Regions from separate parts of the Homo sapiens genome. Here region 1 is linked to region 2. Evidence: read pairs that join two places in POLR2A ChIA-PET (ENCODE). Cell type or tissue: PC-9. All regions are shown on one strand. Each heading gives the region's core, and the rest is flanking DNA. Links, peaks and the distances in the headings are about the cores only. Region 1 holds the start of LOC105378835 (a long non-coding RNA gene). Region 2 has its middle 230 kb from the start of LINC01364.

Region 1 (2,921 bases), core at 306-2,805, 74 kb before region 2:
AAACTATGGAATGTCTGTCCTTATGGGGCGTCTTTAATTTTTGCTCAAAGTACTTAAAAGTGTGCTTTAGTCTGGCTTTTGTCCTGATCTCAAAAAACTGAACCTGCTAGAAAGCAGGTCTCTTAGAGCTGGTAGACCAGCCAGAGGAGATTACAGCAATCAGAGTTAGGTGATATTTGCTCAAAAGTCTATGGATATAGAATAACAAATTTTCTCAACATAAAAGTGAAAAGTCGATATAAAAATTTAATTTGATCTGCTGAGAAAAGTTGGTCTGGCCTGATAAAATTAAATGGATAGAAATAATATTTTGGAGACTTAAATTTTATTTTCATTGTCTTGCGACTGAACAAATAAGTACTCTAAGTAAGAAGAAGGGCTAAAATTCCCATTTCATGAGAAATATTCTCTAACAAAGAGTTTTTGGGCTACATATTTTTCACTTTCATAAATTCTAAAAGGAGAATAGTTGATGTGGACATTAAAATAATTGGCTTTCTTGGATCACAAAATGACAAAGCAAAGCTGATCTATCTAAGAGTTTAAAAAGCAATGTGGTTGGCCCTGCCTGAAGAAAATGTACTATGTGAAACCAAAAATTTACAGATGAATAAACTAAGGGATGATTATTCATACTGTAAAAGAGTCTTTAAAGAATTCCCCTAGGATTCTTTTAAAGGCTGAGTTCCACTAGTTCATGAAAGTGTTTGTATGCAGATCATTAACTATTTGACAGGCAGACTGGAAATGCAGGTAGCGAGAACCAAGGGGGAAGGGAGTTCAAGTGGCAGAGGAATAACTGACACCTGAGGATCATCAAATCTCTAAATAAACATTGATAAAACAATCATGAAAGTCAAAGCAAAAAATAGGATATTTACTTACAAGACATGCTTTATATACTAGAGCTGTTGGAGGCACACTATTTGGGTTCAAATGCTAGCACTGCCACCTGTTTAGCTGTATGACCTTGGATAGGTTACACAAGCTCTCTGAATACCAACCTTCTGTGTCTGGAATTGGTGGGTTCTTGGTCTCACTGATTCAAGAATGAAGCCGCGGACCCTGGCGGTGAGTGTTACAGTTCTTAGAGATGGTGTGTCCGGGGTTTGTTCCTTCAGGTGTTCAGATGTGTCCGGAGTTTCTTCCTTCTGGTGGGTTTGCGGTTTCGCTGACTTCAAGAGTGAAGCTGCAGACCTTCGCGTTGAGTGTTACAGCTCTTAAAGGCCGCGCGTCTGGAGTTGTTCGTTCCTCCTGATGAGTTCGTGGTCTCCCTGGCTTCAGGTGTAAAGCTGCAGACCTTCGCGGTGAGTGTTACAGCTCATAAAGGTGGTGCAGACCCAAAAAGTGAGCAGCAGCAAGATTTACTGCAAAGAGCAAAGCACAAAGAGTCCACAGCATGGAAATGGATCCCAGCAGTTTGCCGCTCCTGGCTTGGGAGGCCTGCTTTCGTTCCCTTATCTGGCCCCACCCACATCCTACTGCTTGGTCCATTTTATAGAGAGCTGATTGGTCCATTTTACAGAGAGCTGATTGGTCCGTTTTACAGAGAGCTGATGGGTCCGTTTTGACAAAGCACTGATTGGTGCGTTTACAAACCTTCAGCTAGACAGAAACGTTCTTCAGGTCCTCACCTGACCCAGAAGCCTAGCCGGCTTCACTTCTCAATGGCAGTCGCTATAGGACTTTGCAGCACCTAGCCCAGGCACTCTGGCAGCCCAGAGGGAACTCATCTCCTGATCAAGCCCAGCAGGCACCGGCTGGCTGCGCTGAGCGCGGGGCCTTCTGAGCCCGGCCCACCCGAACCCGCGCAGGCCCCTGAGTGCCGCTTGCGGCCCTGGCTCCCAGACGTTCCTCTCCCTCCACACCTCCCCGTGAGCAGAGGGAGCCGGCTCCTGCCTCGGCCAGCCCCAGAGAGGGGCCCCCACAGCGCAGCAGCGGGTTGAAGGGCTCCTCAAGCGCGTCCAGAGCCATTGGACTCTGAGGCCGAGAAGGCGCCGAGAGCGAGTGAGGGCTGCTAGCACGTTGTCACCTCCCACTTCTAGGTTGTATAAGGATTACATGAGTCAATATATATAAAACATTTGAACAGTGGTCTGGCACATAGTAATTGCTACACACGTTTCTAAGGTGATTCTGGACAAGCTATTACAAAATATCTGTTCTTTACCAAAGTAGAGCTTATTAGCACAATCATGAGACTGGATATAATTTCACAACATCAAAATAATTTCTAGCCCCAAAAGAAAAAACAAACCAAAAACACTGAGAAATAAATTCTGCTTTCTCATTGAGTTTCTAAGGAAGTCAATCTGAAGTTTAACTTTCTTTAAAATTATTGTTCTAACTTCAGTTTTCTAGGAGTTTGACAAAATTTTTAAGTTTGAGAAGTACATAGAGGCAGTCAGCAATCTAGTATCTGTTAATTTTTCTATGTTAAAAGGCTTCGATTCACCTATTATTACATTTGTCATCTTAAGAACAATAGTGCACGGGTTGAAATAAAACATTCTTATTTGTGGGAAAGAAAACCTTTTGCTTGGTTAATTTTACTTGGTTCACACAAGAATGGACACGTTCTTTGTATTCTACTCAATGTCACTACTTATATGTAGCTTTCAGCTTGAAAGGACATTAATTGATGTTTTCCAAAGGAACAACCGGTTACAAGGTGTCCACATTTGCTCTCTTAGTCTGATGAAATGGTTGCATAAAACAGGTTGCCAAACCAGAAATATCAAAAATGGGCATGAAGGTAGGGGTGTGTGTGCAGCGAGTATGGCACTAGGAAGCTGAGCTGGGTGAACAGGAGGAAGCTCACAGGCTTGCTGTGGCTGAGGGAGCCCGCTCTGGGATCCTGCAGTCCACAGTTGGCTATATCATGTTCAGTCCTGACATGGCACACGAGAAGGCCCAGACTG
Region 2 (2,921 bases), core at 107-2,606:
TAATTAAACTTCCTTAATAAAATAAATGTGTTTTATTAATAGTAATAATACTATCAATTTTGATTTTACTTAACATTTTCTTTAAAGGGTCAAATTTCACCTGTATTAAAATTTCACTGCATTGTGATATACAGCACATAGCAAGAGGATAGCTTGTCTAGGAAATAAACATTCCTCAGTAGTACGTATCCATATCTGATACATGAAAAAGATTCCATATTTCTGGGATTTACTGATTTAATAGAGCAAGGAAACATGTTTTCATTAATTTTCCTCCATAGTTGTTCTACTGGGACATTTGAAATGGGTTTTCATCTAAACTGTGTCTTTCTGAATGGCACACCTCCCTTTATTTTCACATTGCACCCACTTCTGGTTTTGATTCAGGGTGTAGTGTCCTCCATAGGACCAGGTATCATTATCAGTGCTCATGGTTCTGTTGCTGTTGCCCTCCTCACTGATGTCTGGCTATACGTAGATGCTAGGGATGGGATGAGGTGGTAACTGTGAACAAGCTGGGGCCTGGCACCCAGGGTGAGGGGAGTGGAGTAGCCAGAGAGATTTTTTTCCCATTGGTAGTTTAAGGAAATTGTTTCAATAGGACTCTTGGGTCTCTGCCATTAGAAAGGATATGAGACTCCAAACCCAAGTTTGTCATGCTAATCCTTTCTTTATTTCCTTCCATATTGCCAGCCCATGATTGTCTCATTCTAATTTGGATGGTTCTATTGCAGTAGATATTTTTCTATTCATCTATGAAAAGAAAAAGACAAAGCTACATATTTGGGATTCAAATCAAAATGGGACAGTCCTTTTTCAGATACTTAAAATTTTTGAGAAACAAGAATCTAACTAGTATTACTAGAGCTTTATGACTATTTTTATTTGCACTTATCTATGTAAAGTTACAATTTAAACATAAAGAACTTAGATTTTTGATTAGCCCCTCTGTAAAATGTACAACATGTGAAATATAAGATAATTGGCCAGGTGCGGTGGCTCACGCCTGTAATCCCAGCACTTTGGGAGGCCAAGGTGGGTGGATCACGAGGTCAGGAGTTCGAGACCAACCTGGCCAACATGGTGTGGAACCCCGTCTCTACTAAAAATACAAAAATTAGCCGAGCATGGTGGCACGCGCCTATAATCCCAGCTACTCTGGAGGCTAAGGCAGGAGAATTGCTTGAACCCAGGAGGCAGAGGTTGCAGTGAGCCAAGATCGCGCCACTGCACTCCAGCCTGGGTGACAGAGCAAGACTCTGTCTCAAAAAAAAAAAAAAGAAAAGAAAAGAAATATACGATATCAGGGTCATTGAGGAAGATTTGAGTGGTTTTATCTTCTCTAGCTTTCCATTTAAAACAGCAAGTTTCCACTGAAAAATTGCAAGGGTTGCCACTAGGTTTCTACCTTGGAGGTTAAGGTTAGCATGTTGTATTCTGCAGATTTTTATATTCTCTGAGTGAGAGAAAAAAAGATGAGCCCTTGAAGCCAAAAGTAAGCAGAGATTTGCCAGAGTGGTTCTTCCACTAAGATTTTTATACCATGGGTTGGATCCTGTGGTTTCTAGTTTGTTTCTCCTGGTTTCTAAACTCCAGTGCCTCTGGCCTCCTTTATTTAAGTGAAATAGTACCACTCAGGTATGTATAATAAATGACCAACATTGATGAGATTCAGGTCTTTTAAGCCAAGGTATCAAAGAAGACAAGTAAATTGGTAATGTTCTGACATTTTTATTCTTAAGACATGAAGATTGGCTTTAAACCTTTTAGCAGGAAGAAATGATTAAGAAAGACAGGCTCTGCAGGTACTAAGAGAAAGTGGTATATTAGTGCTGTAGCTTCTGGCTACCTTATCAAATTACAGCATTAGATAAGCTTCTGCCTCCCAGTTGCCCACTCCCCCACATTACCAGGATTCCACAGTTGTTGGAAGCCAGGAGTGGGGAAGAAACTCTTCAAAGATTTCAAGAGGGAATCTATTCACGATTAGTCATTTTATTTGCAAACTGAAGGCACCAGAGTAAATAGCATAATCCTTGCTTAGAGGTAAAATAATATCTTTTTGATATCTCTCTGATCCTTATTACTGCCTTGAGAATTGGTGACTTACAGATGCTCCCAGTTTGGAGCTCCTATCGCAGTGCTTTGTGCTTCTAAAATGCTTCTGATAAATATTTGCTGCATTTGGGTACAATATGGTGTCTTGAATATGTATACATTGTGGAATGGCTAAATCGAGCTAATCAACATATCCATTACCTCACATACTTACCATTTTGTGTGCGTATGTGGTGAGAACACTTAAAATCTACTCTCTTAGCAATGTTCAACTATACAATACAGTGTTATTAACTAGAGTCACCTTCTTGTACAACAGATCCCTTAAACTGATTTTTCCTGTCTTACAGAAACTTTGTATCCTCTGACGAGTATCTCTCTAATCTGCTCCACCCCTTCCTGCCCCACCACCACTACTCATCTGGTAACCACCCTTCTACTCTCTGCTTCTATGAATTCACCTTTAGATTCCACATACAAGTGAGATCATGTGATATTTGTCTTTTTGTGCCTAGCTTATTTCACTTAATGTAACGTCCTCCACATGCATCTATGTTGTCACAAATGACAGGGTTTCTTTCCTTTTTTAAGGCTGAAGAGTATTCCACTGTGTATATTTACCACATTTTCTTTATCTTTTCATCCATTGATTTTGTAGCTAGGCTATTGTGAATAACGCTTCAATGAACATGGGAGTGCAGATTATCTCTCCAACATACTGATTTTATTTCCTTTTTGTATAGATCCAGTAAGTGGGATTGCTGGATTGTATGGTAGTTCTATTTTTAAAAATGTTTTAAATTGTAAATTGGCAATTTAAAATTGTGTATATTTATGGTGTACAAAGTGATGTTATGTTTTAT

What was found. Peaks named below come from ENCODE experiments on the same cell type or tissue, not always from the same donor. Only the 100,000 strongest peaks of a DNase experiment are listed, where the experiment ranks them.
Region 1: POLR2A ChIA-PET joins it to region 2 with 15 read pairs; 2 of 35 experiments call an interaction of 5 or more read pairs at or near these places.

Annotation. Positions count from the first base shown.
Region 1 is chr1:87,527,459-87,530,379 of GRCh38, forward strand. It overlaps LOC107985408 (a long non-coding RNA gene), which reads left to right. Exons shown (of 4, transcript XR_001737795.1): 4 at 1,122-1,155. It overlaps LOC105378835 (a long non-coding RNA gene), which reads right to left and starts at 1,114. Exons shown (of 3, transcript XR_947567.2): 1 at 1,005-1,114. In PC-9, for the core only: no CTCF peak of the experiment used is centred there; no DNase peak of the experiment used is centred there.
Region 2 is chr1:87,601,937-87,604,857 of GRCh38, forward strand. No RefSeq gene overlaps it. Among named protein-coding and RNA genes, the nearest start is that of LINC01364, 230 kb to the left of the region's middle. In PC-9, for the core only: no CTCF peak of the experiment used is centred there; no DNase peak of the experiment used is centred there.